Linked DNA regions of Homo sapiens: region 1 is linked to region 2. The links are chromatin loops, found by intact Hi-C in ENCODE. Cell type or tissue: GM12878. All regions are shown on one strand. Each heading gives the region's core, and the rest is flanking DNA. Links, peaks and the distances in the headings are about the cores only.

Region 1 (16,532 bases), core at 3,259-11,258, 60 kb before region 2:
AACGTAGAGAACTAAGGGGAAGCTAAAATTAAAATGGGAGAGAGTATGGGATGTAAAAATACTTTTTGGAGAGTGTTTCAGGTTATGTAGAGAGGAAGAATAGCATTATGGTTAAGGGCCTAGGCATCTAAGGCTAGACTATCTGGGCTCAACTCCCAAATATGCCATTGCCCAGCTAGGTAAACTTGAGCAAATGAGTTAACATTTCTGTGACTCAGTTTCCTCAGCTGTTTTGTGGGGGTAGTAGCAGGATCTGCTTAGTAAGATTGTTGTGAGGATTAGATGAGTTTTATTCATAAACCATTTTGCCAGGCATATATTGGGTCCTCATGCTAATAGTAATTAACTCTAAGTAGGGCATAAGCACAACGCACCGCAGTAAAATGCCTGACAGTATAAAGTATACAAATAAGAAAAGACACAAATAAGGTTACAAAACAAAAACAACCCCTGCCTCCCAACCCCCCGCCAAGAAAACACACAACAGAAACTACTACTAGGAGAAGTGATTCTTAGCAGTTAAGTCAGTGGCTTTAGGCTCAACCAATTTCCACAAAGACTTTGCTTACCTTTCTGAGAAAATGATTTCTTCCAGACTCTGAGCTCCTGTTTAGTGTATTTACTCCTTATGTCATTAATTTCATTTTTCCCCTAAACTCAATGATAAACTTCTGGAAAGCAGAGATCCAATCTTACTTAGCATTATATTTCCTCTCTCAACTTCTCTTCCTGGCACTCAATATCCTTATACAAGCACCGATACCATCAGACTTGTTGAACGAGGTTGAGCTTGCCTTAAGTTCTAGTCTCTTAGCCCATTGTTAGTGCTTGGAGAGCCCAGGACACAGAATTTATAAATAAAGCCAGTCCCGCTTTTCACAGAGGCACCCCACCATCACCACCATACACACAACTTAAAAATGAGCTGTTCATTAGCAATTTTGTGATAAGTGCAATGGGTCCAAAAGGACCCATCAAAGATGATTTCACCCACAGTGTACCAGGCGCAATAATGGCTCCAGGCAACTGGGGCCTGGACTTTCCCCTTCCTCCTTCCAATAGCCCCCTTCTTAGCAGATGAGTGGGAATCCCCCATCTCCCAGTGGCTGAGCATAGACTCCACTGCTCCGATCCAGAGAGGGAAGTTGGGAATTGGAAATATGGCCTGAGGTTCCTGGAGAGTGCAAAGAGGGTGAAGGAGAGATCTCTACTTCTCATGCTCTCTACCCCATTTGTCTTTCATTTTCCCATTGCTGGCAAGGAAAGGAGGGAGTAGTTCTTCAGCTTCCCTTCCTCTACAACTTGGTTTCTCTTCTCTCTTTTTTTTTTCTTGAGTTTCTTTCCGTAGTCTTGAGCCCAGAAACTGCAGGACAAAAGTAGTGGTGTTAGGAGTAGGGATGGAAGGTGGACCTAACAGATAACTTCTTTCTACTCCTCTTTCTCATATCCACTCTGTTTTTTGTTTCCCACTAGGCTATCCACAATCTCACCACTGGATACTAGATTATGATGACAGCTGGGGATCCTGGGCTGTTAGTTCAATAATGGGTGGCATTCATCAGGAAGACTCTTACCAGCAATGGGCCTATAAGTTTGTGAGGAATTGTGACAGAGATGGGTACAGAAGGCAGGAAAAGAAGCTCAGTTCTCAAGGTAACCTTGCTCAGCCAGCTGGAGCAAGTCATGAGTTGCCTGTATCCATAAACACTTAGCCTCTATTGCCTACTTTGCCCCAAAACACAGGGCCATGGCCATAGATTGAGAAGTCGCTAGCCTCTATAGAAAAATATCTTTATGATGACCTTGTTGCGAATGTCTTATCATTTAGGCCATCCATATTTCCAATGGCATATAGACCCAAACGTTTCTTATCAACACTGCATTTGTAACTGCATAAATATATTTATTCCATTCAAAATTTTTTATAGTGTATTTATAACAAATGCTGTATGAACAAGGCAGGCTTAGTGCTCTTCCTTGTGGAGTTTACATCTAGTTAGAAGACAATGCAATAAGTCTTTTGTTGCTGCAGTATTGCCTGACTTGGAGCTACATAACAGAGGCACCTAACTCATCTTGAAGCTGGTGCAGTTTCTTTAGATGCAAATAAGAGAGAGCAGAAGATTAATTCCTGCAGAGGGATGACCATATGCAAAGGTCCAGTGGCAAGAGAGAGCATGACTCTGAACTGGGAAACAGCCCATGGAAAAAGGCATCATGCTGTAAGTGAGGGCACTTAAATTAGGCAGAAAAAAATCCACACCAAGAGCCCTGCTATTTTGCTGACTGATGTAAAGAAAGAAGGTCCAAGAACAGGGCCATGGGCTATTAAATCACCCTATCTACACACACATATACACATACACCACCACGACCACCGCTACCACACACCACACATCCACTGCAGGACAAGGATTTCATTATAGTGAAACTTCACAGACGTAGATCAAGTAACATAGGACAAGGGTCTAAGCTCAGATGGCTGCTGTTTCTGCAAGTTTCTGGTTTATCCAGCCTATTAGACTGTGGCCAGATGTACTGTGTTACCTACATAATCCTTATCAGCAGCATTCCATCTGTGTCATCCAAGTAGCAGGAATAAGCAGGCACCCTTTTGGAAAGTGGCCCAAAGGGTACAGAAAGCAGGTACGCCTTGGAGGCATGTAACCCACATCCCTGCAAGTCAGGAGAGAAGACAAACACATTGAGTTTCTGCCCCAGATACTCACTTGAATTGCTCCTGCATTCCAGAGAGAGGTTGGTGGGGGGAAATTTGGAGGTTAGCTGTGGGCCTTGGAGTGATGATTACTTTGTAATGGAACAAATTAAATTATGTGAAATTTTAGATGCTTTCCTCCTGCCCTAGTGGCTCCCAATCTATTTAGGGGTAGTCAGAAAAAGGGGACCTTCACAACAGCTGCTTAGCTGCTTGAGCTCAGAGAGGAAACCCATAATTTGTCTGTAATCCCTAATGCCAACAGTTGTTCATTAAGAAACAAAACTAATGTAATCTTGATTATTTGCTCAGATTTCTACTCTATCATGTTTTGTGCATCTGGCAGGCTAATGTAATTTTCCTCAGAAACCCAAAGCAATCTGGTGCTCAGACAACACCATGCAGATTTAGGTAAATTCCAGGCTCAGATTAGCATAATACTAACTAATCACGAATATTATTTGCATTCATTAGAGTGTTGGGGAAAAATTGTTTCTAAATGGCAGAAAATTGAAAGAAGGATTAAGGGCAAGAGCTTGAAAATCCTGTTTGGCTTGATACGACTATATTACAGATGATTTTTCTCTTACAAGGCCTAATATTTAATGTGGAAGTATTAATTAGAGTATTGGAAAAAGATTGCATCTAATTGGAAGAAAACTAAGAGAGATTAAGGACCGGGCATATGGACTTGCTTTTGCTTGATTCAAGTGTGGAACAGATAATTTCCCATGCAATGCCAAGGAGCTTAAATGTGTAAAAGATAGGGTGATTAATTTTTCAGAAAGAACCAAGCCTTTTTTTTGAGATAACAGAGAAACACAATTTCGTTCCTTATGGAGTAACAAGTTATCGGTCAGTGCCTTTGTTTTTGTGATCAAGGAAAGAAGGTAACAGAATTAAACTCCTGAATCTGAAATACTCCCAAATAAAGGGGAAATCCCATAAAGCCCACACACTGGGCAAACCTTAAATCACTGGTAATAGATCCCAAATGTTGTACTGATTTAAATAATAATAATAAAAAGATTCAACCCCCACCTCCTGGTGGCTAGCTATTTTCTTTGCAATTTCCAGGGCCAGTCATTTGGCATTTGTGGAATTGGTTACAGGCCGTGTGCTGGGGCCTGCGCCTGACTGTGGTTCGAGGCAATTGTCTGCAAATCCTGTCTCTGGGCAGCTCGGCTGCTGTGGGGCTAAATTCAGCGCTGGCTTCCTGAGGGCTCGGAGCAGGTGCTCGCCAATGGCTTTGGCTTCTCCCTCTGACAGATGAGCAAGCGGAGCCGCTCCCCTGGAGGGAAGCCAGCTGAGCAGCCATTAGCAGTCACAGCCTTTGAATGTCCAGGCTAGTCTAGCTGCTCGCAGAATCCTGACTGTTTGGGATTCAGGCTTTGGCCTTAGCCTGAATGAGGTCGGGCAGCATGGTAGAGGAACTTGTTACTTAAAATGTGTTCTGGGTGGCCAAAGCTTTGGCATCGTCTAGAGGCTTGTGGGAAATGCAGAAACTCAGGCCCCACCCCCAACCCACTGAGTCAGCCTCTGCATTTTCGCATGGCCCCGAGGATATGCATAGGCTCATTCAAGTTTGACAAAAGCTGGGTTCTAGGACATTGGGCCTCAGACGTTCAGAGGCATAATGAATGATCACACCAAGAACTTGTCACAAACTCACATTCCTGGGCCCACGATTCAGTTTCAGGAGGTCTGGGGAAGGTGAGGTGAGGCCCCAGGTGACTCTGATGCAAAGGGTTCCTGGCACCACACTAGAGAAACACCTGGCTAGAGGAACACTCATGGATTGAAATCCACCTTGCCTACCGAGTTAGTGGAAAAGTTGATTAATGGCTCTAAACCCCAATTTCCCCACTTTAACATGGAGCTCCTATTTTACAGGTTTGTTGTGAGAACTCGGAGAGCTCAGGTCTGCAGAAGGTTTTAGCACAGCATCCTGTGCATTTTAGGCCCTGGCTAAGACATTACTTCCCTTTTTCTTCCTTCTCCACTTTGCAACCCACTTCCTCCATCTGATTCCCTGCCCACGGGGTCTTCCCTATGCCCCAATGTCCCTACCTTAGCGATAGCTTCCCAATGCCCCTTATGCTTGTACCTGTCCAGTTCTATCCTTCTGGCTAGGTCTCCAATCTCCAAGTTTTTTCTAACAACCGCCATCCCAGCCCCCAATTCTAGCTGCAGTGCAATAAAGTGTATCTGTCCCAGAGCCTAGCCTTTTAGTCTCAATTCTCTGCTAAACTGGCAGATGACTCAAAGCTAATAGCTAAGATTCTGTGCAATGGTTTAAGTATGCCGTTTCTGTTGGGTACTTTAAGGAGATATAATATCTTAGCCCAGTGGTTCTCAACTATGGCTACATACTAGAGTCATCTGGAGGTCATTTTATAAGATGCCCAAGTCTTTCAAATCCACTGTGATTCTGGTTCATTTGGTTGAGAGAAGACCCACGCATTGGTATATTTTTAAAAATTCCCAGCCAGCTTTTGGGCTGCTCACTGAGCAACCCAAACTGAGAATTCGTGTCCTAAAAAAAGTAATCAAGGAGGCTAATAAAAAGAATATTTTAGCTGAAAAAGACCTTTCAGCACACACCAGATTAGATCAATTCAGCCATCTCTCAAGCAATATGGGTGTTAAATATTGACCCACATCTCCTTCAGTTCTCTAACATACCATTATTTAGGTTTTTCATGATAAATGCTTCCTGGAATTAGCTTTAGAGGTAAGATTCCCTTCTTTGTTAAGTCATTAAAAATACTGTGAGAAAGCAACTTCTTCTTCCAATACCAAATCTATGAATACTAGGAATATCTTTTTAGTACCTAGGTAATTCCATAACATCTTGCTCTTGTTTTCAGTAAACTACTTTTTGGAAAAGAGCCAAGCGGGTGTGCATGCCCAGAAAGGTGGTGGATGCGTGTGTGTGTGTGTGTGTGTATGTATGTATGTATGTGTATGTGTGTGTTCCAAAGATAAAATACGCGTTAGGAAATTTCAGTAGAGTATCACAGTAAAAAAATTGCAGGGTTGGAGAACAGATCAACATATATCAGATCCTTGCATTCCTATAATAGAGCTCTGAAAACAAACAGAAATGTGTAATACAATGTCAAACAATGCTCAATAAATGTAATTTCCTTCCTCATTCATTCATTTACCTCAAAGCTACATTGCCACAAATTTTATTTGCTGAATTCTCTAGCTGCCATGTAATAAAGCTAGCAATTGATAAAAATTATTAAGGCCCTAATAACTGAGGTAAGCGACATTCAGACTAAAATTATAGACTGTTAAGAAAATAAAAAGTAGCATCATAGGCATTGTTCAGTATTTAGTATCTGTCACTCACTATTAAAATTAGTTTGCATATATTACCTCATGTAATCCTCATTAAAACTCTGAAGTGGACATTAATATTTTTCTTATAGGTTAAACAAACTGAGGCACAGAGAGGTGAAGTAACTTGCTTAAGGTCACAAAGAGAGTAAGTGATGGAACTGGATTTGCCAGCATGCTGTAATCAATATCAAAACTTATAGGATCATCAAAACCATAACTAAAGAAAAAAAACTATAGCTTTTCATTTTGTTTCTTTTTTTTTCTTTTTCTTTTTCTTTTCTTTTTCTTTTTTTTTTTTGAGATGGAGTCTCGCTCTGTCACCCAGGCTGGAGTGCAATGGCACAATTTCGGCTCACTGCACCCTCCGGCTCCCGAGTTCAAGCAATTCTCTGGCCTCAGCCTCTTGAGTAGCTAGGATTACAGGCATGCGCTACCACACCCGGCTAATTTTTGTATTTTTAGTAGAGACGAGGTTTCACCATGTTGGTTAGGCTGATCTCAAACTCCTGACCTAGTGATCTGCCCGCCTCAGCCTCCCAAAGTGCTGGGATTACAGGCGTGAGCCACCACACCCGGCCTTCATTTCTGTTTCATTTAAAATGAAAATAAGTGAATTAAACCTTTACACAGGAAGATGGGGAAAACAAATCTAGGAGAGTAAGAACAAGTTTTTCTTTTTTATAAAAAGCAGAAATTAATGAGCTAGAAGAAAAACAATAGAGGTGAAAAATAAAGAGTTGCTCTTTGGAAGAAAAAAGAGAAAACAAACGAATACATAAATATATGCTGAATAAGAGGTATTTTTAATAAAAGAATACTTTCTGCATCTCTGTGTGGGTATATTTAAAAATTTAGATGGAATAAACATTTTGTAAGTAATAGATAAGCTACAAAAACTTGGGTCTAGAAATACAAAACCTAAGCAGTTACATTGTCTTGAAAATTCTTTTAAAAGTTAACAGAATTTTCTCTAATCTTTTTTTTTTTTTTTTCAAAAGCTTTGGAACATTTGATTCTATGGAAAAATTCTTTCGAAGTTTCAAATAATTTCCATGTCTGGAAAGAAAAACTATAGAAAGCTATTCAATTCATTTTGTAAAGGTAGCTTAACTCTGATTCAAAAACGTGACAGAGAAAAGAAAGACGGGAGGTAGGAAAAAAGGAATGGAGGAAGAGAGAAAAGGGAGGTGGAAGGGAAGAAACACAAGAGGGAAGAAAGGAGAAAATTTACTTTATAAATAAGAGTACAAGACGCTAAGTGAAATATTGATAAATTGAACTCAGCACTACATTAAAAGCATGATAATAAATTGGCGGACTTATTACGTTTTTTATTTCTGTATGCATATTGGGTTAATGTTAAGACTTCTATTATTTAATCCATTATATCAATAATTCAAAACAGAAAAAAACCCATATAATCATCTAGTTATATGCCAACAAAGATATGCCTAGAAATACGAAGATACTTTATTACTATGATTATAAATATCTGTCTCAAAGAAACAGGCAAAAATCATTACTTAGTAATGAAAGTCTGCAGAACAGACTTTCACAGAGTGTGTTGTCTGAAAGAGCAGTCCCTTTAAAATCTAAAAATACTCCTCAAAATTACATTTCTGTACTAAATAAATTTGGGCATTTCATACTCTGAACCCCTCTAAAAGTTTCACCAGCTACATGTACCTGGGGTTTGAGAAGTGTTTCCTCAGCTTTGTAGACGTTGGAACCCTTTGCCCAAATCATATCTTGGGACCAGCGCTACTCATGGGACATCTTGGGAAACCCAGAGTTAGAAAATACAACGCGAAGGAATTCCATTCACAATAGTAACATACATATAAAATAATTAGTAATAAACCAGACAAGTAATGTAAATTGTACTGAGAATCTCTTTAAAGGCTTGAGGATAGAGAATCTGTTCTTTATACCTAAATAAAACAGTTTAATTGTGCAAAAATATCGGTTTGCCACAATTAACTTACAAATTAACTATATTGAACCCAAGAGGCCTTGTTTTTTTCTGACTGGATGAAATGATTCTGAACTTTATATGGTAAAAGAAATAAGAAGATCCAAGAAAAAATGGAAACATATTCTGACTTATCAAAACATATTATAAATGTATAAACATTAAGACAGTGTGACTTTGGGGTAAGACATCAATCAGACAGATCAAGTAGTGGAATACAAATTTCAGAATTAGAACCAAAATACCTAGAAGCATTCAGAATACATTTGAAAAGCAGTGTGTCATAGTGGCCAAGACCAGTCATAGTGTGTGGGTTCTGATTTCAACTCCACCTCTTACTGGCTGTGTCATCTCAGGCTAGCCTTTTAGCTTCTCTGAGTTTCAGTTTTCTTGTGTAAAAAAGTAGAAGTAACTGAGTACTTAACTCATACAATTAACATACAGTGATGAAATAATGTTTTCAAAATATACAGAAACTATTATATAATAAGCACTCAATAGTTGCCATTATGATTATGAAAAAATAAATTTGATTACATAAAAATTAAAATTATATAAACATAAATTTGATAGGGAAATGAAAAATTTACATAATAATGAAAAGATTATAAAGATTCTTTTATAAAGTAATCAAGTGTAAAATCCTCAAAAATATGGGAAAAATTTAAAGAAGCAATAAACATACACACAAAAAAATATAAACGAACTATGAATACATAAGAAAATATGTACTGATAACCAATTAGTTACTTTTTTCTTCTATAAAATTGGTAAACATTCATGATTCCTAGTACTGGAAAGATAAAGAAGCATTGCTAGTGGGAATATAAATTGGCAAGTATAACACAAACTCTTTGGAAGGCAAATTGGCAATATTTATCAAAAATCTCCAAAATTGGCAAATCTTTTAGCCTCAACCTCCCAATTTATTGACAAAATCATCCCTAATGTGGGACACAAATTTGGTTACAAGGAACTGAAGCAGCATCATCAAAGAGGAAATATCTGAAATATTAATACTTGAAGGTAGGGGGGATCTTATGATGTACTACCAGTAAGCAAAAAGAAAAGGTTATGATTCTTTTCTTTTCAAAAAGGTATTGCAGTTCAGTCACTAAGAACATAAAAAAACACATAGAAATGAAGGCTGAAAAGGTGTACACCAAACATTTTATAGTGGACATTTCTCAATTATGAGATAAAGATTTCTGGTTTCTTAAAATGTGATTTTGAGGTTGTTGTACTTTTTTGAATTCTCCAATTTCACACAAGAAAGCAATAAAAATATGTTTTTCAACTTACTTTTAAAATAAAAAATACTTTTAAATGAGTAGGAAAACAAAAGAGAGATTAGTTGAAACTACCCTATGAAATGAAATCTATATGCATTTTCCACTGCAGTTATAATATGTTATATGCAAAAATGCTACAGATATTACACATGTGGTTTTGATATTAATATACAATATCTTCCCCAAGATTTTGGTTTAAAACAAAACTTTTGTCATACACACACAAACACATGCTTTAGCCAAGAGTGTCAAAGAAAATTGAGTCTATTCTAGTGTGGGGTGGATTTCTGGTCTCTCATTGGGTACCTTCTTAAGCTTTTCTGTTTCCCCTTATTTTTGTCCCAGCCCATGTTCATCTGCCCTAAGATATTGCTTTTTCTCTATCAGAGTTCTTATTGCTAATTGCAGATAATTTAAAGCATTTAACTTAAATCAATCACATCTCAGATTTAAAATGCGTCTTCAAGGCCGGGCACGGTGGCTCACGCCTGTAATCCCAGTTCTTTGGGAGGCCAAGGCAGGCAGATCACTTGAGGTCAGGAGTTCAAGATCTGCCTGGCCAATATGGTGAAATCCTGTCTCTACTAACAATATAAAAATTATCTGGGCGTAGTGGCATGCTCCTGTATCCCAGCTACTCAGGAGGCTGAGGCAGGAGAATCACTTGAACCTGGGAAGCGAAGGTTGCAGTGAGCCAAGATTGCGCCATTGCACTCCAGCCTGGGCGACAGAGCGAGACTCTGTCTCAAAAACTGAACGAAACTAAAATGTAAAAAATAAAATGAGTCTTCATAAACTCCACTGTAAGAAGCTGCTTTCTCAAAAATGCTCCAAGAACTTACCACACCTGCTAGTTTTTAACCAGGAAGGGCCATTTCACCATGGGCTGGGTCCTTCAGCTCTCTGTCTTCTGACCCTATTCTATCTTTCTCCATTTTGTCCTGGTGCTTCAGGGGTGGGATGGTTGTTTCATCATTCCCTGGCCCTTCTGACAGACAGAATAACTTCCAGATTGGACCCAAGGAAATAAATTGGAGAAAAGGAGAGGGCAAGGAGTACTGTTGATACGTTTGCTCCCTACAAAGTACAGGCTATCTGTGAAACTTGCCAGGTTTGTTGGCTTATGATAGTAGTATGATGTTGATAAAAATATGTGTTAGGAAGTATTTAATACCAGAGAAAAAAAGGAAATGGGAGATCTAAGTTTTTCACCATTGAAGTTTTGATGAAATGGAGCTCAATTTAGCAGTAGCAAGGAATGGTATGGTTTTCACTGACAGAACTTAAGGAACTAATTTTGCCATATTATCTTGGGTGGGGAAAGTGTGTGGAGAAAGATTATCATTCATATTCTGCAGAACATGTGTGTCTGGCCAATGACAAAGATGCCTAAACTTCCAATTAATTAGCACACAACTGACATTCTAAATTATCCAGAAAGTGTCTGATTTATTCCTATAGTAGAAACTAGGATATGAGCTCTACAAGGGTAGGGATTTTGGTCTGTTTTGCTGACTAATGTCACCACCAACATCAGTGTCCAACACAAGTAAGTCCTCAAGAAACGCTTGCTGAATGAAACAACTCATTTTAGGAAAGCAACTCATTTCAAACATTTATTATAAACAGAATGTATTCCATTTCCTGGGGTCAGTACGTCTATGTCTTTACACCTTCATTCTCATTGCTCTAAGTACTGATATACTGAGTATCAACCCAGAGGAAGTAATATATTGTTATATTCAGGATGTCAAACAAATAAGTTTCAATTTGTGAACAAGAGTAGAAGAAGATTCAGTTCTCCATTAATCAAATGTTTTAATTCAGCAGAATGTTAACTAGGACTCCTTTGCTAACAGGGGATCCAAACCAGCTTGAACTAGCACAGGCAAAAGGGGGGCTTTTTGGTTTATGGAGTCCAAGGAAATGTGTAAAACCAACGTGTAGGAGTAAGAGGCATGTAGCCGGACCATCCTGGCACCAGAGGCCAAGCACCACATCCCATTCGGGCTTGCTTCCAAGCTTGAGTGTTTGCTTCATTTCCACTCCCTGGTGATAGACTTTCTCCGTGATATGGGACACAAGACACAGTGGTTCCTGGACTTTATGTCATATAATTCTCGCCCTCTAAGAGAAACCATTGATGTCAGTTCTAGACTGTATTTAAATTGCTGAGAAGGATTCTCATTAGATTGGCTTAACTAACTCCTCACCCCTAGATCAAACAACAACTTCTAGAAGGATGAGGTAGTATGAGACATTGAAATTTCCCAAAAGGGATATATGGACAAGGAGTGGGCGGTTTCCGGCAGAAATGAAAGAGGGGCATCTAGGCAGATCATCTCATCAGTGTCCACTACACTCAACTGCTGCTCCTGCTATGGAAGGTGATCACTGCTTTTCTACATAAACATCACACATACACACATACACAAACACATATACATATTTACACATATATGTATATATAATGTTTATGTAGAAAAGCAGTGATGCTTTTCTGTGATGCTTGTATATTTACACATATAATATGAATATATAATATGAATATTAACATGTATATTTATATATTAATATTATATATGCCTAATTGTTTGGATTCATGTGCTTAATATTCATGTCCCTTCTGTGTGACACAGGTTCAGGACATGAATATATATATATATATGTGTGTGTGTGTGTGTGTGTGTTTGTGTGTGTCTGTGTCTGTGTCTGTGTGTGTTTATGCCTCTTTGGATTCATGTGCTGAACCTGTGTCACATAGAAAGAAAAATTTTGTCACCTGTCTATTTCTGATGCCGGCAGCCTGTGTGATGGAGGCTGACACTCAGCCTCAGGAAAATCATGTCTATTAGAGAGTTTTGATGGTTGCTTTATTTCTGTCTGACCTCCAATCAAAGAGTGAGTTTCAGCATTCCAACCTCTTTCTTCTTCTCACTCTCCTCAAAAAACCTAACACTCTGCCAGTTCCTTGCGCTGCTATTTAGGCATGGAGAAGATTAAGATATATCTGCATTATCTTCCCATTACCAAGAATGGTCTTTTGTTGGAGAATACCAGTTTAAACAGTTTGAGTTGGAAAAATATTCCAAACCAAACCGGTATTTAGTGTTTAACCTAAGGACATCCTTAAAACAATTGCCCACTTTCCATTATTTTTCTCATGTTTACTTGAACAAAGAAAAATGTTACATATATCTAAAGGAATTAGTAATGAAAGCTTAACTTTACAAAATAAACCTACTGAAATGGTTGCTTTAAAAGGTTTCAAAATAATCAACTGTCGTGTTGACTGTGAAGAAACAGATATAATATAGAAAATACATCTTTAAAGCTCCACTTATGCAAAAATAAAAACTTTTATATCACGCTCCCTCAAAGAATGTATGACAGATATTTTAAGATCATGATAGTGGAGTAAAGGATTGAAAGCCAGAATTCAGAACTTTGGATGCTAAAAAGTGACTGATTTTGTTTAACCTTAAAATTATGTGGAATTGTGAAGAAATGTAACAGGACACAGTTGGATTAGTTATGCGGTATTTCCTTATCAATTGTTAGCTACTGTGCATTGCTCTAAAAACTTTTTTAAATGATTTTAATAAGTTTTAAAACATTTAAAAATCTTTAAAAACTGTTTAAAACATTTAAATCTTTATGGTGTCGCCTGTAGATATGCTGTTCTTTGGTAGAAAATACCCACAGTCTGTATTTAAAACACGCCTAACAGTTGATTTGTGTTACTTTTTAAGTCCATCTAATAAGTTATGTGTTTTCTAAAAGAAGAAAGAAAACCTAATAAGCCTGTATGTTTTCTCCTATCAACAGCTCCCATGCCAAAACCTACCTTCCTAGAAAACTGCTCTCCCCTTTCAGCCAAGCACCTCCCCACACTCTCTGCTATTTACAGCAAAATATTCACCTAAAATATTCAACCAAACCTTTAAGGGTGGAGTTTTAGGGGTACAGTAAGGATGGAAAATGAGAAAAAGGAAAGGTGAGGCTATTTAGAATAAACCTAACCTACATACTCACATTTTCAATATGTAGGTACTTCCAGCATCTCTCCATATTTATTTTCCTTCACAGCTCCTCCAAAAATAATCCCTCCTAATTATTTGCTTCATGTTATATTGTCCTTATGAAACCTTTATTTTACCATCTCTGGAATTCTTATCCTGTTCGTTTCTTCTCAAGAAAGAGTTAGGAAACAGGACAGTGAAACCTCGTGCAGTAGCCTATCCTTCTTCTAGAGACAAGGGGTTCCTCTCTAAAAGTTCAAGCTTTGGCAAATCTTTCCGTCCTCCCGAGCACCTAGCATGTTTGGTGCATGGCAGGTGCTCTCATGGGTGGCAGGTCCATGCATTTCAGAGGGTGAATCACTAAAAAACCCTCTGTGGGCAATCTCCCCTCCCCCAAGCAGCATAAACCAAAATTAAGATGCAAGACTTATGTCAATTGTAATAAAACATGGGAAGTTGGGTGTATTCATACTTTGTAGGATGTAAAACTTACACACCAAATTTCAAACATTTTATTAATAAATACCACAAACTTCACAAAATCCAGAAAGTTGTATGATTGTTTTTATTTTGTCTAGCATGTTTCTATAATGACTTTTTCTTTCTATTTGGCTGCATATGTTTTATTACCTCTTTGTATTATAACGATTGTGTAATACCATTTCTGTAGAGATAATAGAAAGATCATTCAGGCTTCTAGTAGAGTGGCTCAAAAAATACATCATTTACTTTGTAGAGGAGTTTCAAGTCACAAATGGTTTTCAGTCATGATATACGTGTAATTTCCTCTGCAGTTTCTTGCTCAGGTATTTCTTGGTGAGAGTCAAGCGCCAAGCCCTTGAAGAATTCCCACCCTTTGATACCCAGGTGGGGGCCCCTGGTAGCTGCTGTAGGTGGTCCAGCTCCATGGCATTCCTGCTGCTCTCTGTTCCCCCTCCCCAATCCCACCCTTCTCCCTACCAAGTCCTACAGAAGGGGTTAGGGGGCTTTGAAGTGGGAGCAGAATTGCAAATTCTACAGATTCTTCTTGGTTGTGGGCATGGGGTGGAGTAAGTGGGGTTTGTGTTGGTATTCTTCCTGTACCACCAGCAGCCCCTAGTCCCCAGTTATCAGGGGGTGACCCCTAGACCAGAGCAGTGATTCATGCACAAGTTCAAGGCTCTGACTGCTGCCTCCTCCTGGCATCCTTGGAAAAGGCTCCAGCAAAGTGAGATGCTGTAGCTCAAGCTTCATTAAATGTCCCCCTAGGGAATCCTCCCTAAGTTATTCTATGAAGCTAGTTATCACCCTAATACTAAAACCAGGGAAGGACATAACAAAAAAAGAAAACTACAGATCAATATCCCTGATGAACATACATGCAAAAATCCTCAACAATATACTAGCTGACCAAATCCAACAGCATGTCAAAAAGATCATATACCTAGAAAACCCTAAAGATTCCACCATGATCAAGTGGGTTTCATACCAAGGATGTAAGGATGGTTTTATATCCACGAGTCAATAAACATGATACACCACATAAAGAGAATTAAACGCAAAAATCACGTGATCACCTCAATAGATGCAGAAAAAGTATTTGAGATAATCCAGCGTCCCTTTATGATTAAAACCCTCGAAAAATCGGCATAGAAGGGACATACCTTAAGGTAATAAAAGTCATCTATGACAAACCCACAGCCAAAATTGTATGGAACGGGGAAAAGTTGAAAGCATTTCCCCTGAGAACTGGAACACAACAAGGATGCCCACTTTCACCACTTCTATTCAACATAGTACTGGAAGTCCTAGCCAAAGCAATCAGACAAAGGAAAGAAACCAACGGCATCCAAATCAGTATAGAGGAAGTCAAACTGTTCCTGTTGGCTGATTATATGATCATATACCTAGAAAACCCTAAAGATTCATCCAAAAAGCTCTTAGAACTGGTAAATGAATTCAGCAAAGCTTCAGGATACAAAATTAATGTACACAAATCAGTAGCTCTGCTATACACCAACAGTGAGCAAGCTAAGAATCAAATCAAGAACTTAACCCCTTTAATAATAGCTGCAAAAAAATAAATAAAATACTTAGGAATACAGCTAACCAAGGAGGTAAAAGACCTCTACAAGGAAAACTACAAAACACTGCTGAAAGAAATCATAGATGACACAAACAAATGGAAACACATCCCATGCTCATGAATGGGTAGAATCAATATTGTGAAAATGACCGTACTGCCAAAAGCAATCTACAAATTCAATGCAATTCCCATCAAAGCACCACCATCATTCTTCACAGAACTAGAAAACACAATTCTAAGATTCATATGGAACCAAAAAAAGAGCCAGCATAGCCAAAGCAAGACTAAGCAAAAGGAACAAGTCTGGAGGTATCACATTACCTGACTTCAAACTATACTATAAGGCCATAGTCACCAAAACATCATGGTACTGGTGTAAAAATAGGCACATAGACCAACGGAACAGAATAGAGGAATCAGAAATAAAGCCAAGTACTTCAAATACTTATAGCCAACTGATCTTTGACAAAGCAAACAAAAACATAAAGTGGGGAAAGGACATCATATTCAACAAATGGTGTTGGGATAATTGGCAAACCACATGTAGAAGAATGAAACTGGACATCTCTCAGCTTATAAAAAAATCAACTCAAGATGGATCAAAGACTTAAATCTAAGACCTGAAACCATAAAAATTCTAGAAGAGAACATCAGAAGAACCCTTGTAGACATTGGCTTAGGCGAAGACTTCATGACCAAGAACCCAAAAGCAAATGCAACAAAAACAAAGATAAATAGATGGGACTTAATTAAACTAAATAGCTTCTTCACAGCGAAAGAAATAGTCAGCAGTTAAGAGACAACCCACAGAAGGGGAGAAAATCTTCACAATCTATACATCCAACAAATAACTAATATCCAGAATCTACAAAGAACCCAAACAAATCAGCAAGTAAAAAAACAGTCCCAACAAAAAGTGGGCTAAATGAATAAACGATCCTCAAAAGAAGATATACAAGTGGCCAAGAAGCATATGGAAAAATGCCCAACATCACTAATTATCAGGGAAATGCAAATCAAAACCATAATGCGATACCATCTTACTCCTGCAAGAATGCCCATAATCAAATGTCACATAGACTTCAGAATGCCCATAATCAAAAAATTTAAAAAA
Region 2 (16,532 bases), core at 5,791-13,790:
CGCGCCACTGCACTCCAGCCTGGGCAACAGAGCAAGACTCTGTCTGAAAAAAAAAGAAAAAAGAAAAAAAGAAAAAAAAGAAAAAAGAATACCATACCGTGATTCAGCACAATACACTGGGGTGATCAGCAGAAACCAAAGAATATATTTTATGCATCAGACTGAAACACTGATTGTGTATTAAAATGTTTTGACTAATTTAACTTGCAAATAATTTAAAACACCTATATTAAGATAACTAGGGATACCTTATGAGCTGGAATGCGAAACTTCCATTTCTATTTAAGAAAAGGTGTTAGGACACTCTGCCCAGGAGGTTCCCAATCAGTCTTCTCTGCCTTTGGTGTCTTCAGGGGAAATGCCTTTGATGCCTCAGAAGAAATCATCAATAACATGTGTATACGAGACCCATCTGAATCCAGTTCTCCCCTTGCTTTTGCTATTCCCTGGTTGCTCTTTGGACTCTTCAGGAAGATACCATAATGCCATTAATACATCTTTTTACCTGCTCCAGTGATCCTAGAGCACCCACTTAAGATCTGGTGGAATAAGTGCCCCAGGCAAAGTTTCCACAACTTAGGGTTTACAATTTGAGATCTCTGTGCCTCCTTCATTACCTGGAAAATAAGCTGAATAGATGGAATTAAACTACCCAGCCCACTTCACAGGATTCTTACCATACATAAAAGAGATGATAGAATGGGGTGCCGACGCTGGAATGCAGAGCATGGCATTTGGTTTCCTGTGTGCTATGTTAGTACTATATCCAGAAGGGGTGAGCTGATTGATGAAATGTGGAGGGGAAGCAACACATTTTTGCAAGTAGTTCCACAGTGGAAGAAAGACTTGAGCCAGAAGGACTCCTGCCTGCTGCTGATAGAGGCTGATTTGTAAGATGAGGCTTGGCAGAGAGTATCAATTCTGAGCTGAATTTTACAAAGTCAATTAGTTGGCTATGACACATCTATCACCAAGTCCTGTTTACTTTTCTTTTGGATTATTTCTTCCTATCACCTGTGTTCCTCCATTCCCATTGCCACCTCATAGTTGGATTTCTTCAACGGATTGATTCATTCATGTTCTCATTCAATAAACATTTAATCAACTCTGTGCCGATTGCTCTGCCAAGCTCACAGTTCCCTCAAGACCTCACAATCTACTGAGGGATAAAAAAATGAAGCATCAGTTACCAATTGGTGGTGTACAGACAATTGCAGAGAACAGTGTGGGATGCTATGGGACTGTGGAGAAGATTGAGCTTATCCAGCCTTGGGGGTCAGGGAGACTTGATATCTAATTACTGAGGAACAAGAGGGTGCACGGAGGAAGGGAAAAGAAGTACGATCCTCTAAGCCAAAAGAAAAGCTGCAGATAAACAGAGACGTATAAAGTTCTGGTGTGGAGCTTGGGTCCTAAAGACTATAGAAAATTTGGAATAAATGGAACAAGATAGGGAAAGGAGTAAGAAGTGAAGTTGGAATAACAAGCAGAGACCTGGGCAGTGGAAGGCCTTGTATGTTACACTAAGGAATTTGGATTTCATTATCCTTAGGGCAATGAGGAGCCATGGAAGGATTTAAAGCAGGGGAGAGACACTATCAAATTTGTGTTTTAGAAAGTTCACTCTAATTTCAATGTAGGAAATGGATTATCTGCATACTAATTTATTTAAAATTTCATTATTATAATTACATATAGGTCTATACATAGAATATGATTGATGGTCATTTATTATATTGAGTTCAGGATTTTTGTGTGTGGGTGTTTTTCTTTTTTCAAATCAAGTAAGATCTAACTATCTGCAACAGAAATAGCCCTCTTTTTTTTTTATTATACTTTAAGTTTTAGGGTACATGTGCACAACGTGCAGGTTTGTTACGTGTGTATACATGTGCCATGTTGGTGTGCTGCACCCATTAACTCGTCATTTACATTAGGTATATCTCCTGATGCTACCCCTTCTCCCTCCCCCCACCCCGCAACAGGCCCCGGGTTGTGATGTTCCCCTTCCTGTGTCCAAGTGTTCTCATTGTTCAATTCCCACCTATGAGTGAGAACATGTGGTGTTTGGTTTTTTGTCCTTGCTATAGTTTGCTGAGAATCATGGTTTCCAGCTTCATCCATGTCCCTACAAAGGACATGAACTCATCATTTTTTATGGCTGCATAGTATTCCATGATGTATATGTGCCACATTTTCTTAATCCAGTCTATCGTTGCTGGACATTTGGGTTGGTTCCAAGTTTTTGCTATTGTGAATAGTGCTGCAATAAACATACGTGTGCATGTGTCTTTATAGCAGCATGATTTATACTCCTTTGGGTATATACTCAGTAATGGGATGGCTGGGTCAAATGGTATTTCTAGTTCTAGATCCCTGAGGAATCGCCACACTGACTTCCACAATGGTTGAACTAGTCTACAGTCCCCCCAACAGTGTAAAAGTGTTCCTATTTCTCCACATCCTCTCCAGCACCTGTTGTTTCCTGACTTTTTAATGATCGCCATTCTAACTGGTGTGAGATGGTATCTCATTGCGGTTTTGATTTGCATTTCTCTGATGGCCAGTGATGATGAGCATTTTTTCATGTGTCTTTTGGCTGCATAAATGTCTTCTTTTGAGAAGTGTCCATTCATATCCTTCGCCCGCTTTTTGATGGGGTTGTTTGTTTTTTTCTTGTAAATTTGTTTGAGTTCATTGTAGATTCTGGATATTAGCCCTTTGTCAGATGAGTAGATTGCAAAAATTTTCTCCCATTCTGTAGGTTGCCTTTTCACTCTGATGATAGTTTCTTTTGCTGTGCAGAAGCTCTTTAGTTTAATTAGATCCCGTTTGTCAATTTTGGCTTTTGTTGCCATTGTTTTTGGTGTTTTAGACATGAAGTCCTTACCCATGCCTATGTCCTGAATGGTATTGCCTAGGTTTTCTTCTAGGGTTTTTATGGTTTTAGGTCTAACATGTAAGTCTTTAATCCATCTTGAATTAGTTTTTGTGTAAGGTGTAAGGAAGGGATCCAGTTTCAGCTTTCTACATATGGCTAGCCAGTTTTCCCAGCACCATTTACGAAATAGAGAATCCTTTCCCCATTTCTTGTTTTTGGCAGGTTTGTCAAAGATCAGATAGTTGTAGATATGCAGCATTATTTCTGAGGGCTCTGTTCTGTTCCATTGGTCTATATCTCTGTTTTGGTACCAGTACCATGCTGTTTTGATTACTGTAACCTTGTAGTATAGTTTGAAGTCAGGTAGCGTGATGCCTCCAGCTTTGTTCTTTTGGCTTAGGATTGACTTGGCAATGCGGGCTCTTTTTTGGTTCCATATGAACTTTAAAGTAGTTTTTTCCAATTCTGTGAAGAAAGTCATCGTAGCTCGATGGGGATGGCATTGAATCTATAAATTACCTTGGGCAGTATGGCCATTTTCACGATATTGATTCTTCCTATCCATGAGCATGGAATATTCTTCCATTTGTTTGTATCCTCTTTTATTTCCTTGAGCAGTGGTTTGTAGTTCTCCTTGAAGAGGTCCTTCACATCCCTTGTAAGTTGGATTCCTAGGTATTTTATTCTCTTTGAAGCAATTGTGAATGGGAGTTTACTCATGATTTGGCTCTCTGTTTGTCTGTTATTGGTGTATAAGAATGCTTGTGATTTTTGTACATTGATTTTGTATGCTGAGACTTTGCTGAAGTTGCTTATCAGCTTAAGAAGATTTTGAGCTGAGACGATGGGGTCTTCTAGATATACAATCATGTCATCTGCAAAGAGGGACAATTTGACTTCCTCTTTTCCTAATTGAATGCCTTTTATTTCCTTCTCCTGCATGATTGCCCTGGCCAGAACTTCCAACACTATGTTGAATAGGAGTGGTGAGAGAGGGCATCCCTGTCTTGTGCCAGTTTTCAAAGGGAATGCTTCCAGATATTGCCCATTCAGTATGATATTGGCTGTGGGTTTGTCATAAATAGCTCCTATTATTTTGAGATACATCCCATCAATACCTAATTTATTGAGAGTTTTTAGCATGAAGGGCAGTTGAATTTTGTCAAAGGCCTTTTCTGCATCTATTGAGATAATCATGTGGTTTTTGTCACTGGTTCTGTTTATATGCTGGATTATGTTTATTGATTTGCATATGTTGAACCAGCCTTGCATCCCAGGGATGAAGCCCACTTGATCATGGTGGATAAGTTTTTGATGTGCTGCTGGATTTGGTTTGCCAGTATTTTATTGAGGATTTTTGCATCGATGTTCATCAGGGATATTGGTCTAAAATTCTCTTTTTTTGTTGTGTCTCTGTCAGGCTTTGGTATCAGGATGATGCTGGCCTCATAAAGTGAATTAGGGAGGATTCCCTCTTTTTCTATTGATTGGAATAGTTTCAGAAGGAATGGTACCAGCTCCTCCTTGTACCTCTGGTAGAATTTGGCTGTGAATCCGCCTGGTCCTGGACTTTTTTTGGTTGGTAAGCTATTAATTATTGCCTCAATGCCAGAGCCTGTTATTGGTCTATTCAGAGATTCCACTTCTTCCTGGTTTAGTCTTGGGAGGGTGTATGTGTCCAGCAATTTATCCATTTCTTCTAGATTTTCTAGTTTATTTGCATAGAGGTGTTTATAGTATTCTCTGATGGTAGTTTGTATTTCTGTGGGATCGGTGGTGATAACCCCTTTATCATTTTTTATTGTGTCTATTTGATTCTTCTCTCTTTTCTTCTTTATTAATCTTGCTAGGGGTCTATCAATTTTGTTGATCTTTTCAAAAAAAAAACCAGCTCCTGGATTCATTGATTTTTTGAAGGGTTTTTTGTGTCTCTGTCTCCTTCAGTTCTTCTCTGATCTTAGTTATTTCTTGCCTTCTGCTAGCTTTTGAATGTGTTTGCTCTCGCTTCTCTAGTTCTTTTAATTGTGATGTTAGGGTGTCAATTTTAGATCTTTCCTGCTTTCTCTTATGGGCATTTAGTGAGAAATAGCCCTCTTTCAAAGGGTGTTGACATCAACTCGTTCAAACTAAACTATCATTTTTTTAAATTTAATTTTGTAAATAGGTAATATATTAAAGTGGTTCAAAATTCAAAATGTGCGAAGGCTATGCAGTGAATAGTGTAACTTCCACCCTGTTCCCTGGATATCCAGTTCATCTTCCCACAGCCAATGTTATTAGCTCCTAATATGTTTTTCCATAGAAATGCTGTACTTACGTGTATGTTCATATATTCTCTGTTAGCCTTTTTAAGATCAATGGCAGCATACAGTACACATTGCCCTTGGCCTTTTCTTTCTCACATGACAATTTTATTTGAATGTCTTTTTATGTCAGTATTTAGAATTGTCTCATTCATTGTTATGGTTGTACATTGTTCAATTATGGACCTGTACTATAATTTATTTAGCCATCGTCCAAAACTGGGCATTCGAGTTGTTTTAAGACTTTTGATTTTGCAAACAATTCTGCATTTAATAATGTTGCCATTGCCATTTCACACATGTACAGGTGCATCAATAGGATAAATTTCCCAAAATGGGATGGCTGGGTCAGAGTATGTTCTTCGGTGCTTTTGACGGATATGGGCAAATTGTCCCCTATTGAAAACTTAGCAATTTGTACCCCTACCGGAAGTGCTTCCATTTGCCAACATAATGTGCTATCAAACTCTGGGATCTCTGCAATCTAATAGCTGAAACAATTTTATCTTACTTTAATTTTAATTTGAATTTTCAAATTAAATGAGTGAGGCTGCATGTTATGAGTGAGGCTGAGCATCCTTTCATATGAATAAGAGCCAATTAATACTTTGTCCTTTGAACTATGTGTTGATATTTTATTTTAATTTTCCTAGTGCATTATTGGCTTTTTGTGCATTGATTTGTAGAAGTTCTTTGGATATTAGAGAAATTAATTATATGTCTATATAAGTTGAAAACATTTTTGCAGGTTTGTCCTTTGTCTTTTTACTCTGTTTGTGGTGATTTTTGCCTTCCAGAAAAACTTTATTATTAAGTAGTTGAATTTAACCATCTTTTATGCTATAGGCCTTTGGATTCTGTGTCATAGCTTTAAAAGTCTTTCCCAACATAAGAATGTTTTTAAAAGCCAAGTGATATTCACTTTCATGCCTTAAATGATAAAAAAAAAAAAATGCCAAGTAGTTACTCCAGGTACTTTTGTAACTTCAGTTTTTATTAGGTGAATCATATGAAATCACCAATATTTGATAATTTTTGACCTACAGAAATGGTATTATGATCGAATCTAGTACATTCAATGCTTTGATCCATTTGGAATTTATTCTGCAATATATGAGGTCAGGTCCAACTTGTTTTTGCAGATGCCAATCCAAATGAATTATCCATCTTTTCCCACTGACTATTAATGATACCTCTTGACACTAATTTTCCGAATGAACTTGTATATGTTTTTTATTTTCAAAACTCTCCCATTGATCTGCCTGTCCATTCAAAATGTCATATTAATTATTTAGATTCTATGTTTTAATATCTCATAATTCTTTTTTAGAATGTTCCTCTTTTTAAAAAATTTTTCCAAGTGAATTTAGAATTTTCTAGTCTAGTTCCCTAAAAACGAATGATAATCTTGTTTACACTTTTGTTAAGGTCACTTTGAATGTATAGCTTCCCTGAGAGTTAATTGCCCTTTTTTTGATGGTACATTTTCTGAAGTAGCTTCTTAACTGTTTCTAGCCTCTCAATTCTCTTCTCTAATCCGTTCATTCTGCAGTCTGCCACCTGACTAATCTGCCTAAACATCATCTTCATTAAATCATATCCCTGAGTTTCCCTAATCCACAAGTTTTGTTTTCATCTTTCTCCTTTTAGAAATCTGCCATGTCCTCCTCTCACCCCTCCACTAACTAAAAGCCTTGATAAATCCACTTGTTCATCCAGTTCACATCCTCAAGTGAACTCTCACCTGGCTATTGCGACATACCACTTTTCCCTCCCTTCCATGAACCACTGCTGTACCTCACTAGTTAATAGTAAATAATGCATGACTTTTGTTATATCACACATATTTAACTTGAGTGGCTTAGGTTTCAAAAGCAGATAATTACATGTTTATTACATTAAACCCCAAATTTCTGTGGTTGAAATAATGATACACACTCAGATTTTTACTACTTTGCACCTGCATATGCCTTAAATTCCTGTGTGTCTCCATTACATATCTCTATTAATTCATTCAGTCTGTCACCAAATATGTATTGCAGGCCTACCATGTGCCAGGCATCCTGACAGTCATCAGGTATTTGTATCAGTCAAATTAAGCAGCAGTAACAAATAACCCCCAATCATGGGGGCTTACAACCATAAAAGTTTATTTTTTGCTCATATTACATACCTATTCCCACTCAGCTTTGATTCTGCTCTAAATCTTCATTTCAGAATTCAATTCATTCCAGGTTCGAGAAGCAGCCCTATCTGGGATATGCTGGTGTCTTGACATAGGGGAAAAGCAATGGGGAGACCATATGAAAACCTTTAAAGCTTCTGCTCAGAATGACACATGTCAATTCCACTTATATTTTATTGGTCAAAGCAAGGCATGTGACTAAGCTTTGGGACTGGTACTATAACATTCTGGTAGAGAGGGATTCTGCAGTGAAAGGTACAGAATACTTTTAACAAATAGAACAATTACCACAGCAATAAAGTGATGGAAAAGGCAAATATAGAACTGATGTTACAGAGCTTACAAACTAGCAGAAAATGCAAACATTAGCCAAATAATAACCCAGTTGTGACAAATGCTTCAAAGGACTAAGAGAAAATGGTAAGAAAACATAAAATAGGTAAGGCAACATAGTCTAGGTGGCTTAAAAGACCCTGTTTTCACTACCACTAGGAAATATGTGAGAGTTAACAAAAATTAACTAGGCAAGAGAGAGGGTTACCTCCTGGTCAAATGCTTTGAATAACTTGATGTCATTCAAACATTTTGGATGTATTAATTTGACCAAGATGAGCAGAATTAGCACACTTCTATTTTGCAGATTGTCTGCAGCTAAATAGCAACATAATCTTCTCAGAGGCTCACTGTTCCACAATTCCTTATTAATACATTTTCCTCATTTGACAAGTCAGGTCTAACTTTTCAATTACATTATTGTATTGACAATTGTACTGGTTTTGAGGAGTCCTAAATGACAACTTGTATTTGGACTGGAATGTACTTTCCTACAAATGGCAACATGTGAGTCTTCATATTTACACTACCTATATGTTTGTACAAAATGTGTAATATATATTGTACTTTTTTTTTTGAAACGGAGTCTTGCTCTGTCACCAGGCTGGAGTGCAGTGGCGCGATCTCGGCTCATTGCCTCCCGGGTTCAAGCGATTCTCCTGCCTCAGCCTCCTGAGTAGCTGGGACTACAGGTGCCCACCGTGCCCAGCTAATTTTTGTACTTTTAGTAGAGATGGGGTTTCACCATGTTGGCCAGGGTGGTCTCGATCTCCTGACCCTGTGATCCACCAGCCTCAGACTCCCAAAGTGCTGGGATTACAGGTGTGAGCCACCGTGCCCAGCCTATATTGTATTTTCTTTTTGTTATAAAAATTTACTGCTGTTTGCAAAAGAAGTGGGCAGTAATTATGGAGCAAGGGAATAATGTCACCATTTCAAACGGGAATGTACCCTATCCCTAACATGTAATTTTTAGACCATTTCTACTTTCATAAGACAATATTACTCTCAATGATTTACTAAGAAATAAATGAGTAAACTAATAATGATGCTGTGTTCTTAGTCTTGTTTTCTTAATGGATGCCTCAGAAGAGAGGCTTTGTAATTCTGTCTCCATACCATATGTCTCTGTTGACATTAAAGTGCTTAGTTCCAAATGAGTTGGCTTCATTCAAGCATCTTAATTCAAGAGTAGATGATTAGATCTTAAGCTAAAAACCTATTAGGATGTAAGCACTTGTATTTTTGAAAAGTATTAAGGGAACATCATAGTGTGGTTGCAGATAAATCCTCCCTATCTAGGAGTGGGTTGGCAGAAATCTCATTTGATCTTCAAACATGACAGACTAGCTTCATGTCAAAGTTAAACACAGAATGAGAAACCTGCCAATGTTTGTTATACATTACACACACTGGATCATGTCTGTTTTTATCCTTTGCTGGGAGTCATTTCAGTGATCCTGTCTTTGAGCAGGGATAGTCAGAGAAGACCAAGTGTCCTTTAAATACACAAAAGATACCCTGAACAAGATTCTGAGATCAGGGTGGGAACCCACCTCACTGGGAGTTCTAAAGAGAATGCCACACTGTGGTGGGCTTATGCACCCATGAGGTTTCTTAAGAGGCACCACGTTACAAAGCAATCAAAGTGGAAAAAGACAAATCACATTCCAAATACTTTCAATCCCTTTGAGAAAGCACATACTGATCTAAATAAAACCCAATGCTGTGATTGTTCCTGCTTTTATTTAACCACATGTGTGGTCCAAACTAATAGGATTCTCCCCCTTCTCCTCCCTGCTTCCAGTTAATTTGTTTTAGTCCCTATGTAATCCTGTCATCAGCAGGGCACAGTGATCTTCACATAGGGAATGTGAAAATCATTTGATAACCATCTGCCTAATGTTTTGGCAGATATTTGTTTAGCTTACAGAGCTACTACCAAGTTGGGACTCCTCTTCAGGAGCAGACATGTCTACTAGGGAATAGGGCCAAATATGAAGTCCCAGGGTCGAGATTTTCTCATTATATTCTGACAGATGACCTGTAGATGACTGTACCACTCCTGAAGAAAGAAATACAAGATTGATGTATCATTACCTAACTTCAAAAGCACCTGCTACTTCCTTCCTCCTTTCCTTTCCTTTCCTTTCCTTTCCTTTCCTTTCCTTTCCTTTCCTTTCCTTTCCTTTCCTTTCCTTTCCTTCCCCTCCCTCCCTCCCTTCCTTCCTTCCATCTCCCTCTGTCTTTCCCTACTTCCATCCTTCTTTATCTCCAACCCTCCCTCCTTCCTACTTTCCCTCCTTCTTTTTTCTTTCTTTTATTTTTTAATGTAAAAAATATCATGGATACAATGAAAACAGTAAGGGTGGGTTTTGATTAAAACTGCTTGGGGAATTTTAGTAGCTCATACCTCTAACTGTACCACCCCTCCGTGTGTTACCTCTTGGTTCACATCAATGTTGACAGTTCCTTTATTACTCATTAGAAACACGAATAACCACAAAGGAATAAGAAAGGCTTTATGAGACCAGAAATGCAAATTGCTGCTGGAGAAAAAGTCAGATCTGTATGTCAAAGTAGTTATTGACTTAAACATGAAAACCTGAAAAATGAGAGCAGACATCCCGGATTAACTTGTATTGATAATGCCTCTTAACTGCATCCTCGCCCCAGCCCCAAGGGGCTTTGAGTACCATAAAGATATTATGTGGTCCAGACGTACAAATTAAAACAGGACGACAGGTTCAGAACTTGCAAAAAAAAAAATAAGGTCATGCTTTAAATAAATGGGGCTTCATGAAAATAAACATTTTCATGAAAATTCAAATCAAAACATTAAGAACTGAGACCACAGTGGGAAACTCAAGCTGCCTTTCAACAGAAATATTCCCATTAGGACAAGTTTTCATATTCTATGTTAAATGGGAGACTAAAGCCCTCTTAAGTTACTGAAGTTTAATCATATTATACAAGCAAGCTCTAAAATATTATGATTTGTATGTGGCAACTGGATACTTGTATGCTAGTTCGATATTTGATGATGCTTAGAAACTATTGTCAAACTTATGTTCGGCCTGAAGTGGTATTTGTGGGTTTTGTTTTGTTTTGTTTTTTTAAGTGCTTACCTTTTACAGATACATACTTTAAACATCCTTATATTTTAGAAACACAAACGAAAATGTTTATGAATAATTGGCCAAGAGTTGATCAATAGTTGGTCAATGTTGAAGCTGGGTAGTGAGCACATTAAGGTTCAATATATTATTCTATATTTGTATGTTTAAAATGCTTCACAATAAAATTTCAAAAGAAAGAAATACTGTGAAATATCAGGTATACAAAGATGTAATAAAGAATAAACTGGTGAACACCTACCTATCCACCATGCAGCTGAAGATTTAAAACATATAAATGTTGCTGAAAAATTATAAAGTGACTCTTCTACCTCAATTATCTGGCTACCTTTGTGGTGTCCCACTGGGAGGGTAGGAGCTGATGTCAACTCATTAAAATTGGTAACACCTCAAATGTTTCCTCCAGCTGGCTAGAGCAGACCTGGATTCAGGCTTCACCGAGGTAATGTGGTGCCAGCACCTGGACCAAAATCCCTGCTCTAAATAGTTGTGTGACCCCCTGTAAAGTTCCAGATTTCTGTGAGTCTCGTTTGTGAAAAATATAATTAGTGATACCAACCCTGAAAATGTATTCAAAGCATGACAGACAATGTCTGTAAATCACACGGCTGGCACTGGGTAAAGTGTAGCTATTTTCTTCAATGTTTTAAAATAAGACATTTGGACATTTCCCAACTGAAATATATGAGAATCTCTGAACAAACAGTAAATAGATACTTCATGGCCGGTTGATAAATAAAACAAAGCCCAGTTTTTGCCACTTATAAAAGAAAAGAAAATCACCTTGAAAGTGTTTTAGTAGTTCCCAGGAATCAGGAGGACAAAGTTAGAGTATTTATGAGTTTGTGGTGCGGGGGGAGGGGTGCTGTAACATCTGATTTAAAGGGAGTCTCTCAATGCAGTGTAGAGGGGCACTTAGTTAGAACTGAGCAAGGTTTGTTATAAGTAAAGATCGGAGTACACAGAGTGGGGAGGTTTTCAAAGTACAGAATAAATGATCTTTTGAAATTATCTATTATTCTAAGAAAGGGTGATAAATGAAGACAGGATAATAGACTTGGGGAAAGTTCTTGAAACGAACTATAATATTATCTTCAACTTCAGCTTCTTGGGCAAGAGGTTCATGGAAAAGTAACGTTAGGTCAATGCAGTTTGAAGAGTAAAGTTGTGTTGATGTAAGCAGTAGGTTGAGTGGGTATAGATGTTTTCTTTTCCCAGTTATACAGAGGACTTTAATGAGAATGAAACCATCATTCTTAGCAAAGTATCACAAGGACAGAAAACCAAACACCGCATGTTGTCACTCATCGGTGGGAATTGAACAAAGAGAACACATGGACACAGGGAGCGGAACATCACACACCGGGGCCTGTCGGAGTGTAGGGGGCTGGGGGAGGGATAGCATTAAGAGAAATAACTAATGTAAATGATGAGTTAATGGGTGCAGCAAACCAACATGGCACATGTATACCTAGGTAACAAACCTGCACATTGTGAACATGTACCCTATAACTGAGAGTATAATAATTTTTTTTAAAAAAAATTTTATTTATTTATTTATTTATTTTTAATCAAGATGGAGTCTTGCTCTGCTGCCCAGGCTGGAGTGCAGTGGCGTGATCTCGGCTCACTTGCAACCTCCACCTCCTGGGTTGAAACGATTCTCATGCCTCAGCCTCCGGAGTAGTTGGGACTGCAGGCATGCACCACCATGTCTGGCTAATTTTTTTTTGTATTTTTAGTAGAGACGGGGTTTCACCTTGTTGGCCAGGCTGGTCTCAAACTCCTGACCTCAGGTGATCCACCCGCCTCAGCCTCCCAAATTGCTGGGATTACAGGTGTAAGCCACTGTACCCGGTCGAGAAATATTTTTGTCTGTTTTGACTTTTGTTTTTCAGCCCCAGCATGAACAGGGATTATATGATAAAAAATGATGCATTTCAACAAATTTAACTTCCTTTATGATCACACTTTCAACTCATGCATTCTCTATTGCTTTTTACCATCTCATTTGAATATTTCCGACTGTCTTTAGAATGCTATTATAGCTTTATGCCAGTGATCCTCAACTTTGCCTGCAAATTGAACTCATTTGAGGAGATGTTTAAAGTCCTGAAGCCCAGGTTCCATCTTAGGCCAATTAAATCAGAATATGTGGAGTGGTGCATAGGCATCAGTAGGTTTTAGCTCTCTCAATGATTCCAATGTGCATATAAGTTTGAGAATCACCGCTTGAAGCATAGTTGGGGAAATAAAATGTTGGGGGAATTATGAGACTTTGGTTGGACCCTGACACTAACGACTGACTTCTGAACATTGAAGCAACTTTCTGATGCCATTAAATATTAGTAGAAAATATTAGTAATGATACAGTATTATATACAAATATCCTGCCCTTTAAGGTCTGGGAATTAAATTGCATCAAATTGCATCAAATTTTTCAGGAACTTAAAGTTTCATGGTAACCTTCAATCTTTGATCATCCATCCCAGCAACTTCCTTTTCTTCACTGTCTCATAGTGCTCTTCCTTTATTCTACCCTAGCATTGACTCAAACTGGGAGCAACTCCCTTTCTTTGATTTGTATGCATATCCCTCTATCTCCCAATCCTCACTTATGCAAGATTTACGCAGGTGTAGCAGACATTGCTGGAGGTTGGAAAAATGAATGGGAATATTGCAAAAACATAAAAATCTTAACGTCGAGTATTAGATACCAGCTATCCATGGGATGACAAGTTCTTTACCCACCTTGCTTGCTGTGCTGTTACCACCGTACACAGCTCTGTGCTCCCACTCTATTTCTTATTTGCCCCTCTTTCAAGAGAAAATAAAAGTCCTACCCTTGTCTTATTCAGTACACTCCATTTGTTTCCAGCCTTATTCCCACACTTAGCTTTGGCTTTCCCTTTGCAAATCCAAAGATTCATTAAAATCCTTTGATAGACAATAAAGCATTTCCTCTGAATAGCACCTTCTCCATCCCAACTAGGTTTTTTAAGAAAAAGGAAGCACTGGAGAAATATTACTGCCACTCTCATGGGAATTATGACAATCCCTTTCAACTCTTAGAATATATAAATAGTTAAATCAATTCAGATTTTAAATAAAAATTTTTTTTGGATGCAATCATTTAGTTCCTTATTTCAGCCAATAATTATGCCTACCACTATAGATACCGCAAGATACAAACTTAATGAAGAATGAAAAATCTTCCAGGAAGCATCAGTTTATTGAGGACATTAAGACAGATTCATATGACATAGTTAAGTTATACATAATACAAGTGACTAATTTTGTGTACAATGAGCTCAGTCCCCAAGAATTGATTTTGCTTTAATTGACAGTCACTTTTCTGTGATCCATATTTTCACACTGTATAATGTTTGCAAAGAACGAGACTTTTTCTCAATCCCATCTATGGTTACATATATGGTCAAACCACAAGTTATATACTTTTTTGATTCTCAGTCAAGTTTTCTATAACTTCATTGATAGAAAGCCAGATCAGTATAGGCTAAAGTATCAATAGAGGACTTCCAATTTCAGGGTAGGTACCTTGATCAGCCTTCCTTCTATGCATAATTTAAAAACTTGTCTAAATATGTGAAAAAGCATCATCTTAAATCGATCAATGAACTCTGAAAAAAGAAAAGAACTTTCAGCCTAGGAACTGGGATCATTTGTTGAAACAAATGAACATGAACTCTTGTTTTTATGACTTCTAAGATACAGGGAATGGGACATAAATCCCAGAGCCCACCAAGGTAGGGAGTCCACATGCCTGTATCCCAAAGAATTATACTCTCAGAATAAAAGTGAACTAGAAATAATGCAGCTATTTCTCTTCACTCCCACTCTCAACCAGAAAACTACAAAGAAAATATACTGCTTTTAATGGTGAATGTGGTGAATGCGGAGTTAAGGTGAGAATAGAAAAAGAAATCACTACTGAGAACTTATAGCCACAGTTTGTCTGAGATTTACAGCCTGAATTCACACTCATTTAGTGGTTTTAAAAACCTCAAGCCAAGAATTTAATGGAGAGTGACCCCACACTAATTGTACCACCGGGTGAATGATAGAAATAAATGTAGATCCTCTCTAAAGAACACATCTTCTTTCCAAGCTCTAAAGAACTCCCATGAATACAATTCTGAGAATACGGAGCATACTGCAATAAAACTTTACTAAATGCACAAGGAAATAATGCACCATGAGCAATAGCTAAAAACAAACAGAGCAGACATGGATTCATAAGGACTTCAGGTCGTGGAAGTTTCAGACACAGGCTATTAAAAAATTATGTGTAATATTAAAGAAATAAATTGCAAACTTGAAAATATGAAACAGAAACAATAAACTATAAAACATAACCAAACAGACTTTCAAAGAACTACATTGAACCTATGAAATATAAGATTCTTATGATAAAAATACCTCAAGCATATAAGGAATTTCTGTGTTGGTTTATTCATATGTGATAAAAGCATGTTGGTTCTGCATAAATATAGATGTTCTTATCCATTAGAGATGACTACTAAGGTATTTTCAGGGGAAATGTTATTTCAGATGGAATTATGTGATATCTGAGATTTGTTTGAAAATTTTTCTAAGAAAAAATGTGTTTACCAAGTGTGTAGGTAGAGAAAGATAAAATAAGATTGTTAAAATGATGATTATTAAAGTTGAGTAATGCGCAGAAGTTGTTTTTATTAATACTATTCCCTGTACTCTTGTGATGTCTTTAAAATTACATAATAATACGTTCATTTATTTAAGAGACAGAATATATTTATGTAGCTAGTATGGGCCCGGATATTGTTAGTGTTCACTACATAATTTTTAAGTATGATTTTAAAATGTATGATTATACTGTTTTCAAGTCATATTATTATATATATGACACACATAAATTTTCACTGGCTGCTACAAACCAAAAGTAGATGTTTTACAGGAAAGAAATGAAATGGATGAGTTTGACAGTAGAGTAATGAAAGCTGAAAAGAAAATTTGTGAACTGTAAAAGAGATCTGTAGAAATTATCCAGAAAGAAGCATAAGATAACAAAACAATAGTAAAAATAAACCAAGACACAGACATGTGGGGTGTAATGAGAACACGTAATGTAGGTTGGACTGGAATCCCAGAAGGATAAGACAAGGGGAATTAAGCAGAGACAGTATCTGAAGAGATAATGGCTAAGGATTTTTCAGAACTGATACAATGTTCCAACCCATAGATTCAAACCCAGTTAATCCTAAACAGTATAATTAAAAAGAAATCCATACTTAGACACACTATTGTGAAACTGAAAACATAACATACAAACAAAACCAAAATCAAAATGAGGAAATTACCTTAAAAGGAGCCAGACAGCAAAGGCACGTTCTTCGGGTGAGCATCAGTCTGAAAGCACCTATCTCAGCAATGAAAGCTGGAAGAGAGTGCGATTATATCTCCAACATGCTGAGAGAACCTGGAATTCTATGCCTAGTGGAAATGTACTTCAGAAATGAAGATTAAATCAATATATTTTCATACACACAAAATCTGAGCCAGTGTGTTACCAGAAAACTCTCTAATGGCTATTCTAAAGGATGTTATTTAGGCATCAAGAAAATGTTCCCCAATCAAACATCAAAGATGCAAGAAGAAAAGAAGAGAATGAAAAGTGACAAATATGTAAATGA

The links. A loop is a pair of places that touch in the nucleus more often than their neighbours do. Peaks named below come from ENCODE experiments on the same cell type or tissue, not always from the same donor. Only the 100,000 strongest peaks of a DNase experiment are listed, where the experiment ranks them.
Region 1: it touches region 2 in a loop (2.6-fold over the local background); 3 of 110 quality-filtered maps call a loop at or near these places.

What each region holds. Positions count from the first base shown.
Region 1 is chr9:14,503,461-14,519,992 of GRCh38, reverse strand. LOC124902120 (a long non-coding RNA gene) reads left to right here. Exons shown (of 2, transcript XR_007061419.1): 2 at 1,474-3,756. It also overlaps a transcript of NFIB not described here. Among named protein-coding and RNA genes, the nearest start is that of TRH-GTG1-6, 78 kb to the right of the region's middle. In GM12878, for the core only: no CTCF peak of the experiment used is centred there; no DNase peak of the experiment used is centred there.
Region 2 is chr9:14,445,815-14,462,346 of GRCh38, reverse strand. It overlaps a transcript of NFIB not described here. Among named protein-coding and RNA genes, the nearest start is that of TRH-GTG1-6, 20 kb to the right of the region's middle. In GM12878, for the core only: no CTCF peak of the experiment used is centred there; a DNase peak (open chromatin) is centred at 10,240.